Linked DNA regions of Mus musculus: region 2 is linked to region 1. The links are chromatin loops, found by intact Hi-C in ENCODE. Cell type or tissue: gastrocnemius. All regions are shown on one strand. Each heading gives the region's core, and the rest is flanking DNA. Links, peaks and the distances in the headings are about the cores only.

Region 1 (7,067 bases), core at 829-5,828:
ATCAAGGGGGAAAGGCCCCTTGTGGGTGGGACCATCTCTGGGCTGGTAGTCTTGGTTCTATAAGAGAGCAGGCTGAGCAAGCCAGGGGAGGCAAGCCAGTAAAGAACACCCCTCCATGGCCTCTGCATCAGCTCCTGCTTTCTGACCTGCTTGAGTTCCAGTCCTGACTTCCTTTGGTGATGAACAGCTGTATGGAAGTGTAAGCTGAATAAAAAACCCTTTCCTCCCCAACTTGCTTCTTGGTCATGATGTTTGTGCAGGAATAGAAACCCTGACTAAGACACCATATAATATCCATCTTAAATGTATACATTTTATTTATTTATTTATTTATTTATTTTTGATTTTTCGAGACAGGGTTTCTCTGTATAGCCCTGGCTGTCCTGGAACTCACTTTGTAGACCAGGCTGGCCTCGAACTCAGAAATCCACCTGCCTCTGCCTCCCGAGTGCTGGGATTAAAGGCGTGCGCCACCACGCCTGGCTTAAATGTATACATTTTAATATACATTTAAAAAACTGCATTGGTGGCAGAGGCAGGCAGATCTCCTTGAGTTAGAGGGCAACCTGGTCTACAGAGCAATTTACAGGCCAGTCAGGGCTACAAAGAAACCCTGTCTTGGTAAACAACAAAAAGCATTTGCTCTATGGAACGAGAAATCCTAACCGAGGCCAAGCTCCTGCTCATCTTACCGTAAAGTTTAGACAAAATGTTTCCTCTATGTCATCTTCTGGATAGTCCAGCAATTGCTGCATGCTTCTGCAAACAGAACAGAACAAAACCAAACCGAGTGCGTCTTTACAGTAAAACGTATGTTCTTACTGACAGCTCTGCTCATGAGTCAGCACACACTGGGCTGTCCTGAACCCGTTAGCACAGACAAGGAAGCCACGGCTGTCTCCAGCAGGCAAGCCTCGTGTGCAGTCCTCTCCTCTCAGCCTCAAGCCCTCCTCGGCACTTTCCAACCACTGACCTCCCGACGGCTGGCATCAGCTCTTTCAGATCATCCAGGGACGGCTTCCTTTTCAGCAGTTTCTTATATAAAGCCAAAGGGAAATGGAGGTCCACAATGGTAAAATTATAAATTGCTAATCCACAGATAACACCGATCAAGTGGAACAAATCACTGTCTTCAAATGTCTAAAACACAGAGAAGAAAAAAGTGAAAGACTTGTCTTGCAAGCTAAACCTTGATTTTTTTAGTACAAAAACTTATTTTCTACAGTAGAAAAAAAAATCGACTACACAGAAAAATCAACCAATGAGAAAGAAGCTCACTCCTATTGCCATCTCCACAGCATGAACATCATTTGGCACAGTCCCAGGCAATGCACTTTCTTTTTAGAAACTTGTCTATTAGCGGCGAGTGGGATTACTTAACTTAAATCCTTAGCGCTGGAAATTAAAGGCATGCTCCATCACTCTCAGCCTTGAATTTAAAAACAAAAAACAACACCAAAAATTTACTGTTTTAAGGATTGTGGCTTTTGGGAGGCAGAGGCAGGAGGATCTCTGTTAGTTCAAGGCCAGTATGGTATATATAGCCAGTTCCAGAACTATCAAGATTACAGACACATATATAGTTTCATAACTGACTTTTCCCCCCAGAAACAAAAGCACCTCCGTGTCGTTAAATACTAAATGTGGGCTGTTAGGCTGTGTATTATGGACATGGCCCTGAGTCTGACACCCAGGATGGGTGGGAATGAGATGATGGCTGACAGACAACAAAAGCAAAATAACCTTTAAAGAAAATCTGATGGGTTTGGGGGGTGGGGGGGACTAGGAAAGGGGATAACATTTGAAATGTAAATAAAGAAAATATCCAATAAGAAAAATCTAAATAAAAAAAAGAAAAGAAAATTTGTTCTTGGTGTGTGTATATGTGTGCATATACATGTGCAAGACAACCCTGGGTATCATCAAGAAAGCTAGCCACCTCCTTTGAAATTCGGCCTTTCACTGGCCTGGAGCTCAGCAATGAGTCTAGACTGTCTGGCCAGTGCCCGGAGATCTGCTTGGACTCTGCCTTCCCAGCAGGGGGTTACACATACATACCTCCTTGCCTAGCTTTCTGTTGTGTTTTTTTCCTGAGGCAAGGCCTGGCCTAAAACTGAATTTTAGATGTAGCCTAAGCTGTCCTGAGACTCAACTCTCAAGTGCTAGGATTACAGGTGTGAGTCACAGTAGCCTGACTATGCCACGATTTTTTTGGTGGGAGGGGGGAATAAAGATTTATTTTATGAATATGGGTGTTATGTCTGCATATAGATCTACTCACCAGAAGAGGGCACTGGATCCCATGGGACTACGACAGTTGTGAGTGGCCATGTGGGAATTGAACTCAGGACCTCAGGAATAGCAGCCAGTATTACTTAACCCTTGAGCCATCTTTCCATAGCCCTTATGCCAAGCTTTTCAAGTGGATGGATGTTGGGGATCAAATTCAAGTCTTTATGCTTCTAAGACATTTGCTTTATTCCAAATGAGCTATAAACACAACCCTTAAAACAGTAATTTTTTTTCAACCGAGGCTGAGAGAGCTAGACCATGCCTTTAATTCCAGCGCTCAGGAAGAAGCAGGGGACCTGTGAGCTGGAGTCCAGTCTGGTTTACACAGGGAGCTCCAGGTTACTTAGAGGTACATAGTGAGACCAAGTCTCAAGCCTAACAAAGGAAAACAAAACCCGACAACATACATTCAAGTTATGGTGGCTCACCCATGATCCTGGCAACTAGGGAGGCTAAACTAAGAGAATCAGGAACTCGGCAGGGGTGGTGGCACACACTGGCAGAAGCAGGGGATCTCTGTGAGTTTAAGTCCATTCTGGTCTACATAGAGTTCCAGAATAGCCAGGGCTACATAGAGAGACCCCATTTCAAAAATAAAGAAAAATAAAACAAGAAAACACAAAAGCAGTTGTAAATAAGGAAGGAGAGAATGACAGCAAGCGGGGCGTCTTCCAATGTGTCTTTTTCTGTAAGTCTGATTTACAATTATGCAAACATTTTATACTTATAAAATTAAATTATACTAAAATAACAAATCCAAAAATCCCTTAACTTAAACATGTACACATTGATAAACTAACTATAATAATCAAATTAATAGAGTTCAACTATTTCAAATGACAGCAAACATCATTAGTTTTATCTCTACTCACTATAACTTAAAGATGAAATAAATTACGCAATAACTTAAAGTGTATTTACTTTCATGTACATCATAATATTGGTGCTATTGTTTGGCTGTATTTTAAAGTCTTGACCATTTTGGAGAACTGCATAGTGCTGAGGATGCTTGACAAGAGCCCAGGCAAGAACACCTGACGCCCTCAATAGACAGGACAATGTGGATGGGCATTAGTAAAGAGAACTGCAACAGATAGAAAACACAAGACCAAGACCTAGGCTGCGGCCACTGGAGGGCGCCAGCGAACACTGGGACAGGCCCATGAGCTGGATGCCTAACAATAAGGCTGAGCTATTTCTCTCTCTATCCAAGCACCCAAGACAGTATAATTCCAGTGCAGTAGTTTGTTGCCCTTAGGAATTACCCTAAGTACTGAACATCAATAGCTGCTATCCCGATACAAGACAGCCTTCAAAAAGACTAAATGTACATATAAAGAAATCTTATATATTTATAACATAGGCGACTCAGAAATTTTTTTACAAAATAGAATCCAAACATTTTCTGTAAAGGACCAGCTGGTAACATCTTAGTCTTAACTGAACACGGGGTCCTAGTAACTATCAGCTGTCTCCCATGCACACGTGTCAAAGCAGTAGTATCCAACAGGTGGCTTCCTGGATCCAAATATGTGCTGGGAAGGAAGATCTGGCTCACTGCTACCGTCTACTGGCCCTGAATCTGAATTACAAGCGGTCAGTGATCTCTAATGCTAAGTTCTCTCCAGAAGAGAGGCTAAGACAGTAATCACCATGAAATTTTCCACACACTCAGAAGGAAAATTATTTTAAAGCTGACTGTTCTTCAATTTATTTTAATTTGAAATGTGTAAAACACAAGACTGTGTTTTGACAATGTCTAAAAGTTCCTAATTTCAAGCTGTAATAAAACAGACCTCTGTCTGACTAGAATATGTTAGAAACAAAGATCTAAAGAGATAATTGTGGTAGACGGGCATATTACCTTATCTGAAAACCAAATGAGCCTGGAATCTTCATAATATCGAAACATGCCGTATTTAGGATCCAACAATTCCCTCATGATAAGCAAGAAAAATTCTTTGCGAACACCTCCTGCATCAACAGCATCTTCTCCAACAAATATAACCTAAAACAGGGTGATGTGAACACTGAATAGACCATGAAGAACCAAAAGATTACATCTCAGAGACCTGTGAACGAGCTATTCACTGCTAATGAATCTCAGCAACCTATAATTTCAAAAGTTAAAGATATAATTTATATGACTCAGTGGCCAGAAGCACTTGTTGCTCTTGCAGATGACCCAGGTTTGGTTCCCAGCGCCCACTTACAATTACACAGGATCTAACCCTCTCTCTGGCTTGTACATACTGTACATACACATAAGCAAAACAGAGAATGAAGTAAATCTGTAATTAAAAAAAACAAACAAACCACAAAGTGTTTCAAATACACACGTACACACACACACCCTAGAACAGCTTTTACAGAGAAGTCCCAATTTATGTGGAGTGCTTGCTTACCTTGAGTGGCTTTTTATAATCTATATTCTTGGTTTTCCTGAGGACTTCCATCGCATCTCCTACAATATTCTCTCTGCGAACAACTAGAATTAAGCAAGGATTCACAGACTCGATCACTGGGAGAAAAAGAGAGGAGACATTCTGCCTGTGGGCCTGGTCAATGGCCATCTAGAAAACAAACAAACACAAATCAGACTTTTATTTTACTTTTAGGCAGTCTTATTTAACCTAACTGTGCTGTGAAGCTGAGTGTGGAGGTCTGAATGTGAATAAGCCCCATAAGCTCATGTATTGAGTACTGAGTTCCCGGTGGTGGGCTACTCAGGAAGGATTATGAGGTGTGGTCTTGTTGGAGGACGCATGTCATGGAACATGAGCTTTGAGGTCTCAAAAGCCCACATCAGGCCCAGCCACTTCTGCCTGCAGATTAGGATACAAAACTCTGGAGCAATTGCTCCCGTGCCACTGCTGTCTTTCTGCCGTGGTGACTCACCCTCTACAACTGTAACCAAGTCCCCAATTAAACGCTTTCCCTTGGAAGTTTCCGATTGCTAGACGAGGGCTGGGATCACATGCAAGCATCACCATACCTAGTTAATTTATTTATAACTAACATAAAGTCATGAGTTTCACTGTGATATCACACATATATAAAATAAGTGTGCGTATATGTATATACATACATATATATATATATATATATGTATGTATCCCTCCCCATAAAACATCCCAGCCCCACCACCAATATATATGACCTATGACCAACCTCAAGGTAATTTCCTGTCCCTGCCTGCCTGCCTGCCTGCCTGCCTGCCTGCCTTCCTTCCTTCCTTCCTTCCTTCCTTCCTTCCTTCCTTTTCTGAGCTAGGGCCTCTGTAGTCCGGGCTGTTTTAGACCTTGCTATATAGACCAGGCTGGCCTCTGAACTCACAGAGCTGAGATTAATCATGTGTGTCACCATGCCAGGCTCAGAGCAATTTCAAACTCTTTTCATTTAAGTGATGAATTGCCTCTGCTCCCACATTGAACTTTTTATCTCACCTCTAGTTCCTGCCATCTTTTCTCACATATGTAATTAAAGGGCAGAGTGGAGCCAGGCTTCTGAAACAATCTAACCTGTAATAGTGAACCTGATTAAATTGTTTGGAAAGATGGACTTATTATATATAACAAAGGGGGTTCATCATTTTTGAAGGTTTAACATGAATAAAGGCTGCTACTCTATTTTTATGACAGCTCCTTGTTAACTAAGCAGCTTTCATGTTTGTATGTTTCATGTAGCAATTCTCACAGCTCCACGAGGCATTATTATGCAAATGACAGTCTACAATGGCGTCCCCACATTAGTATTATCACCAGTGTTTCAAATACTTAAAAAACAAAAACAAAAAACCAAAACCCAGCAGCACAGAGACAGTTTTTTACAACATCCCTAAATCAAAGGACCATTGCACAGCACTTACCTGCATCTGCAAGACTGCATCTGTCTGGAGCAGAGTAGTTTTTGCCTGGGCATCAAATACAAATGGATATGTACAAATTGTCACCGGGATATCTGCCAACTGGAAATAAAGAAATGAACTGGTGTGTGGGTGCTGTCACTTTTGGTAAAGATGATTATCACACTCTTGTTCATTCACAGGTATGGTTAGAAATTTTCAAGAACATTCATTTTTGACTACAGGATTTTCATTCAGCTTGCTAGTGAACTCAAGGCTTTGAGAATGTTAGGCAAGTTAGGTATCGAAGGGTCATGGCATTAGATAAGATGTGACCACTGAGCCGAGCGTGGTGGCACACGCCTTTAATCCAAGCACTTGGGAGGCAGAGGCAGGCGGATTTCTGAGTTTGAGGCCAGCCTGGTCTACAGTGAGTTCCAGGACAGACAGGGCTATACAGAGAAACCTTGTCTTGAAAAAAAAAACAAACAAACAAAAAAAGAGAATGTTAGGTAAGTGCTCAATTGCTGAATTATATCCCAGCCCTTTGTATTTTGAGCCCAGGATGGCTACAAACTCTTGAATTTGTACCTTCACTGGAACAACAGTGTGTACCACAACTGAATTTAACGTAAAGACGGTACTGAAATAGTACTCCCCAGGTGATTTCTGTTTCTTTTGGATTGAGACGGGGTCTACCTACACAGCTCTGGTTGTCCTGGAACTATGTAATCAAGGCTGGCCCAGAATTTAAGAGAACCACCTGCCTCTGACTCCTGAGTGCTGGAATTAAAAGCGTCTCACCATGCTCAGCAGAAAAATCTATGTTGTATGAGTATGTAATTATGCAGGCATCCTGGTATCATACATGGCACCTATGTGGAGGTCAGAGGGGAATTCTTTCCTTCTATCAGGTGGGTCCTAGGGACTG
Region 2 (7,067 bases), core at 1,313-6,312, 68 kb before region 1:
TTTTGTTTTGTTTTGTTTTGTTTTTTGTGAGGGTTTTGCTGTGTAACAGCCCTGGCTATCAAGGAACAATCTGGTCTTGAACTCACAGGTCCACCTGCCTCTTGTCTCCTGAGTGCTGGGCTTAAAGTCACATGCCAATATCACCCAGTTTCTACAGTTTTTTAAAGACTTACTTGTATTTTATGTGAATGAACGTTTTGCCTGCATGTCTCTGTACCATCTGCATGCAGTGCCCACAGAGGCTGGAAGAGGGTGTAGGATCCCCTGGACCTGAGGTTAATGGTTGTGAGCCATAATATGGGTGCTAGGAAATAAATCTGGGTCCTCTGTAAGAGTAGCTCGTGCTTTTAAGTGCTGGCCATCTCTTCCTTTTTAGGTACAGTCCTACTTATCCTAAACTGCCTCAGCACAGAGTCAAGGAGGGCCTTGAATGCTTAATCTTGCCTCGACCTCCTGAGTGCTGGGATTACAGGTGTAATCACGTAATGTAATCCCTACTATCAAGCAAACCAGTGTGTAGTTTATGTGATGCTAGGGATCAAATCCACGGCTTCACTGATTCCTTAAAACTCGTGCTTCTTTGATTTATGAAGGAGGGTAGTGGACCAGAATGATTCTCAGATTTGAAAATGCTCTAGGTATAGAAGTCTGGCTACACTGCAACTGGGTTTCAATTCAATGTATAGTCCTAGCATAAGATGCCCAAATCCCTGGTGTGTGTGTGTGTGTGTGTGTGTGTGTGTGTGTGTGTGTGTGTGTTTATGTGTGTGGATGTATGTGGATGTGTGTGGATGTGTATATATATATGTGTTTATGTATGTGTATGTATGTGTATGTGTATGTATGTGTGTGTATGTGTGTGTGGTGTGTGTATCTGTTTGCGTGTGTGTGTATTTATGTGTGTGGATGTTTGTATGTGTGTGGATGTTTGTATGTGTGTGTATATGTGTATGTGTGTATGTATGTGTGTATGTATGTGTGTGGATGTGTGTATATATGTGTTTATGTATGTGTATGTATGTGTATGTGTGTGGATGTGTGTGTGTGGATATGTGTATCTGTTTGTGTGTGTGTTTATGTGTGTGGATGTTTGCGTGTGTGTGTGTGTATGTATGTGTATGTGTGTGTGTGGTGTGTGTGTGTTTGTGTGTGTGGTGTGTGTATGTGTGTATCTGTTTGTGTGTATGTGTGTTTATGTGTGTGGATGTTTGTATGTGTGTGTATATGTGTATGTGTGTGTATGTGTGTGTATGTGTGTGTATGTATGTGTGTGTATGTGTGTGGTGTGTGTGTGTGTGTGTGTGTGTGTGTGTGTGTGTGTGTTTGTGTGTGAATATATACTCACCATGTGCATGCAGATGTACAAGGAAGCCAGAGAAGGATGTTCGATCCCCCGGAACTGGAGTTAAAGGTGCTCAGAACTATGTGATGAAGTTGCTAGGACAAAGCTTGCAAGTTGAGACTTAACATGTGGTTCATGAAGGGTGGCCAAACACCCCCATGATGGTGGGTTCTCAGGGGGAACATACTCCGTCGTTGTTCCTATCAGAACAAACCATTGGAGTGTTTAAGTGTTTCTTGGTTTATCCTCTCTTTTACCCCCCAGGGTGGGAATTAAGCCCAATGCCTTGCTAATAGCACACCTCACACTGACCTACACGCCAGCCCTTTGTCAGCATTTGGAATCACTTCAAAGTTGTGTAATTGTTGGCAAACTTCAATACAATGGGCTCTCCTCTAGACTAATTAAAAAGGAGTCTCGGGGTGGAGTCTGGCATGATTAAAGCTCCCCTTGGTTCCACAAGCAGCAGGTGTCACCTGGGCAGTGATATCAATCTATTAGGAAATATTAATGAATACTTCCAAGGTCTTGGGCCTCATACTCTGTGGACAATCCCAGAATCCATTGCATTTGAGACAGGAGTTAAGTTGCCCATAGGTAGTAAGGATGGGTCCATGATGGGTTGTGAGCTAGTCACAGCGCACTTATGGCCCCTCCCCAAATGAAAGAGCAACTCTCTGATTGGGCCACAGGAGCATAAATAGGTCACGTGGACTCCTTACTGTCTGGACTCACCATGTGCTCAAAATGAACAGTCTTAATAAGATTGTCTCAGTCTGTATCTAACTCCCAGCTTACATATCTACCATATGTACACACACACACACACACACACACACACACACACACACATTCAGGGGCTGAAGAGATGGCTCAATGGTTAAGAGCACTGTCTGCTGCTTTTCCAGAAGTCCTGGGTTCAACCCCCACCCCCAACATGGCATCTCATAACTATCTGTAAATCCCAATCCCAAGGGACCTGATGTCCTCTTCTGGCCTCCAAGGGTGTGCACAGATGAGTCTGTATGGGCTCGAGCTTGCCAGGTAAGGGTTTGGCAGAAGGAAGTGAACTTTAAATAGAGAACAGTGTTCACGATCTCATTCCTGGTTGAGCAAAAGTTTCTAGACAGCGTGGAGGTATAAAAAGAATTGATAGCCAGGTGGTGGTGCACACCTTTAATCCCAGTACTCTGAGGCAGAGGTGGGTGGATCTCTCTGAGTTTGAGGCCAGCAAGGGCTACATAGTGAGACCATCTCAAAAAAAGGGAGTATAAAAAGAGACTGAATCTCTTACCCATGTGTCAAATAAGATAGAGCAAACCATGAGTCTAAGCAATCATGAATTTTAGATACAAAGCAGAGTTTTTCTGAGTAGCCCTGACTGTCTTAGAACTTGCCCTGTAGACCAGGGCAGCCTTGAACTCACAGACACCCACATGTCTCTGCCTCCTGAGTGCTGGCATTAAAGGTACATGCTGGGCTGGTGAGATGGCTCAGCAGGTAAGAACACTGACTGCTCTTCCAAAGGTCCTGAGTTCGAGTTCCAGCAACCACATGGTGGCTCACAACCATCCGTAATGAGATCTGACGCCCTCTTCTGGTGTGTCTGAAGACAGCAACAGTGTACTTACATATAATAAATAAATAAATCTTAAAGGTATGTGCTAACACCACCCAGCTATTGACACTATTTTTAAATTGGGAGGTTTTTTTTTACATAAAATTCCAAGCTTCTAGGGTGATATACTGTGTTACATACTGGAGGCCCTTGGTTCAGCCCTCGGTACTGACAGGGAGAAGGAAGCATGTGGTCTTCAGACCCCAGACAACTCACCAGCTGTGTAGCCTCATGCCTCAGTTTACCATCCATCTACACAAGGGGTGTTGAATGACGGTGCAAAGCTTGGAAATGTTGATTTGTTTTGTTTTGTCTGAGGGGTGGTTGTGGAGAGTGTTGTAGTTTTGAGACAGACATAGCCCAGGCTAGCCTTGAATTCACTATGTAATCAGGGATGACTTTGAGGTTCTAATCCTCCTGCCTCCACCTCCAAGTGCTGAGATTAAAGGCATGTAACCAACACCCTCTACCTCTGAGCTGTTACAGGATTTTTGTGTTTTGACGCGCTCACCAACAGTACCTCAGAATGACCACTAGAGGGACTAAAGCCAAAGGAATTGGCAAGCTCTGCGGCCGATTCCTACTGCCATTTTTTTTTTAATATTTATTTATTATTATATGTAAGTACACTGTAGCTGTCTTCAGACGCACCAGAAGAGGGCGTCCGATCTCTTTACAGATGGTTGTGAGACACCATGTGGTTGCTGCGATTTGAACTCAGGACCTTCAGAAGAGCAGTCGGGCTCTTAACCTCTGAGCCATCTCTCCAGTCCCCAACTGCCATTTTTTTAATCCTCATTCCCCCTCCTTTTTTCTTTAAATATATACATATGAAAGAAATATATATATGGAAGAAATATATAAGCCTAGCACTCAGGAGCTGAGGCAAGAGGTGTTGTCATGAGGTCAGGGAAAGCCTGGGCTACAGTCTAAGTCTCTGTCTAGAGAATAAAGAAAAGAAAAAGAAAAAGAAAAAGAAGAAAAAGAAAAGTGCTGTGAGATGGTTCAGCCAGCAAAGGAGCTTGCAGCCAAGTCTGATAACAGATATTTTTTTTTTTTTTTTTTTTGCTTAACAAGACAGGGTTTCCTCTGTGTAGCTCTGGCTGTCCTGGTATTTGCTTTGTAGACCAGGATGGCTTCCAATTCACAGAGATCTGCCTGACTCTAACTCTGGGTGCTAGAATTAAAGACACACCACCATGCCCAGCCTCTGATAACAGACTGTGGAGCAGGGGTGGCTTCATGACTTGTTTGTTTCTCTGTGAGCATGTGTGAGTCCTGGTGAATGCTTGTGATGTCAAAGGACAGCTTGCACCAGCCAGTTCCCTCCCTCCGCTTTGTGGGGTCCAGGGTTAGAACACTGGTGGGTCTCAGGCTTGCCAGCCCACTTAGCCACAATCTAGAGACATTAGAGAGGAGGGTACCCCTGTTCAGAAATGCCTCCATAAGACTGGGCTATAGGCAAGCCTGTAGGAGCATTTTCTTTTTCTTTCTTTCTTTTTTTTTTTTTTTTTTTAAGATTTATTTATTATTATACGTAAGTACACTGTAGCTGACTTCAGATGCACCAGAAGAGGGTGACAACTATCATTATGGGTGGTTGTGAGCCACCATGTGGTTGCTGGGATTTGAACTCAGGACCTTTGATAGAACAGTCAGTGTTCTTACCCGCTGAGTCATCTCACCAGCCCCAGGAGCATTTTCTTAGTGATTGATCTGAGTAGGCTTAGCCCACTGCGGGTGAGGCCACCCTTGGGCAGGTGCTCCTGGATTCTTTTTTTGTTTTGTTTTGTTTTTCAAGACAGAGTTTCTCTGTGTAGCCCTGGCTGTCCTGGAACTCACGGTGCCCACAAGGCTGACCTCAAACTCAGAGATCCACCTGCCTCCTGCTTCCCTAGTGCTGGGATTAAAGATGTGCGCCACCACTGCCCGATTCTCACACGCTCATTTTTTTTTTAATTATTTAAAACTTGAGACATGCTGGGCGTGGTGGCACACGCCTTTAATCCCAGCACTCAGGAGGCAGAGGCAGGCGGATTTCTGAATTCGAGGCCAGCCTGGTCTACAGAGTGAGTTCCAGGACAGCCAGGGCTACACAGAGAAACCCTGCCTCGAAAAACCAAAACCAAAACCAAAACCAAACCAAACCAAAACAAAACAAAACTTGAGACAGTCTTTTTTGTTTTTGTTTTTGTTTTTGTTTTGTTTTGTTTGTTTTGTTTCAGTGCCAATGTATATCCTATAAGAGAATGGGTTCCTAATTAAGTCAGTTTAGAAGCAGGTTCTGGTGTTACACATTTTTTATAAAAAAATAAATTTTACAGAGTGAAATACACATACACACACACACACACACACACACACGTACACACAAAATGGAGACAGAGTCTCACTATATCCCTGGATGGCTTGGAACTCATTATGTAGACGAGGTTGGCCTCAAGCTGGCTGTGTAGCCTGTGATGGCCTAGAACTTTTGATCTTGCCCCCACCTCCCACGTGTGACTGTTACAAGCTTTCACCACCCTGTCCAGCTCTTTTCCTGGTTTTGGGAATATATACATTTTCAGATGACCCCTAAGGATCCTCTAGAAGGTTCTCACCCTTCCTAATGCCGCAACTCTTTAAGACAGTTCCTCATGCTGTGGTGACCCCGACCATAAAATTATTTCCCTTGCTACTTCATAACTGCAGTTTTGCTACTGTTATGAATCATAATGTAAATATCTATGTTTTCTGATGGTCTCAGGTGACCCCTGTGAAAGGGTCATTTTGCAACCTACAAGTTGAGAACCACTGTATTAGAAACAGTGTTCGTTGGAATCTGTTGTAACTTTTCACTTCGTATTTTACTAATAATTATATCATTAACGTAATGAATTATATAATTATAAACTCTTTTAGTTTGGCTAGGGATTTATTGATCTTGTTCTTTCAAGGAGCCAATTTTCTGTTTGACTGATTATATCTTAGTCTCCTTTAATTTCTTCCATGATTTTTTTATTTATTTTTATTTTATTTTATGTACAGTAGTGTTTTGCCTGCGTGCGTGTCTGTATGAAGGTGTCAGATCTCCTGGAACAGGAGTTACAGACAGTTGTAAGCTATGGTAGGTGCCGGGAACGGAACCCAGCTAATCAAGAACAGCCAAGGCTTTTCGCTGCTGAGCCCCAACTCCAGCCCTTCTCCATGATTTTATCTCTTGCCACCCTCTTGTGTGGGGTAGCCACCAGAGAAGACTCCTCATGCTTGAGTTTAAACTAAAAGCAAGACTTAATTAGGCAGCTGGCGACTATACTAGGTGTGCAGGATCGCAGTATTCCTGAGCCTTCCTCAGGGAGAGCTTTTCAATACAAAACCCATATCCTGGGTTGTTGGCACACTTCAGTTAGCAAGAACAATTGGCCAGAAAGGAGCTACAAAAGTCTAAAAGCAAGGTTAGTTCAGAGAGACTTGCCCAGAACTATGAACTTTGATGGATTAGGTCTTTCTTTTTCTTTCTTTCTTTTTTTAAGATTTATTTAATGTATACCAGTACACCATTGCTCTCTTCAGACACAGAAGAGGGCATCAGACCCTATTAGAGATGGTTATGAGCCACCATGTGGTTGCTGGGATTTGAACTCGGGACCTCTAGAAGAGCAGTTGGTGCTCTTAACCTCTGAGCCATCTCTCCAGCAGGAGATGCTTGGCAGGTGGTGCTGTCTATATGCTGAGTTTCATGGCCTGAGTGGTACTTCCATCATGGAGTCAAATTGTGCTAAGGTCTGGGGGCCCATTTCCTGCTCTCTGTTCATCAGTCTGTCCTGTTCTTGATGTCTAAGACATCAAGATTTCAAGCCTGCTGGGACTACATAGTGATAGGCCCCCAACTGGTGATGCAGGTGGTTGCAAACTGCCCCTATGAGCGATGAGGACCGAACTCAGGTCTCAGCAAGAGCCGTACATGTTCTTAGAAGGATTAGGTTATTGATCTGAGATTGCTGGGTATACAATATCAGCACTCACAGGCAGAAACTTTCCTTGGCTGGCAGTGGTGGCGTATGTACACCTTTAATTCCATCACTCAGGAGGCAGAGGCAGGTGGATCTCTGGGAGTTCAAGGCC

The links. Peaks named below come from ENCODE experiments on the same cell type or tissue, not always from the same donor. Only the 100,000 strongest peaks of a DNase experiment are listed, where the experiment ranks them.
Region 2: it touches region 1 in a loop (7-fold over the local background); 20 of 42 quality-filtered maps call a loop at or near these places.

The regions. Positions count from the first base shown.
Region 1 is chr10:63,305,540-63,312,606 of GRCm38, reverse strand. It overlaps Herc4 (hect domain and RLD 4), which reads right to left. Exons shown (of 25, transcript NM_026101.4): 17 at 6,161-6,259; 18 at 4,698-4,865; 19 at 4,157-4,300; 20 at 974-1,140; 21 at 693-759. Among named protein-coding and RNA genes, the nearest start is that of Sirt1, 30 kb to the left of the region's middle. In gastrocnemius, for the core only: CTCF peaks have their summits at 2,297 (motif pointing right), 3,409 (motif pointing right) and 3,869 (motif pointing left); DNase peaks (open chromatin) are centred at 3,424 and 3,841; H3K27ac peaks cover 445 bases.
Region 2 is chr10:63,374,120-63,381,186 of GRCm38, reverse strand. No RefSeq gene overlaps it. Among named protein-coding and RNA genes, the nearest start is that of Dnajc12, 8.9 kb to the left of the region's middle. In gastrocnemius, for the core only: a CTCF peak has its summit at 3,503; a DNase peak (open chromatin) is centred at 3,529.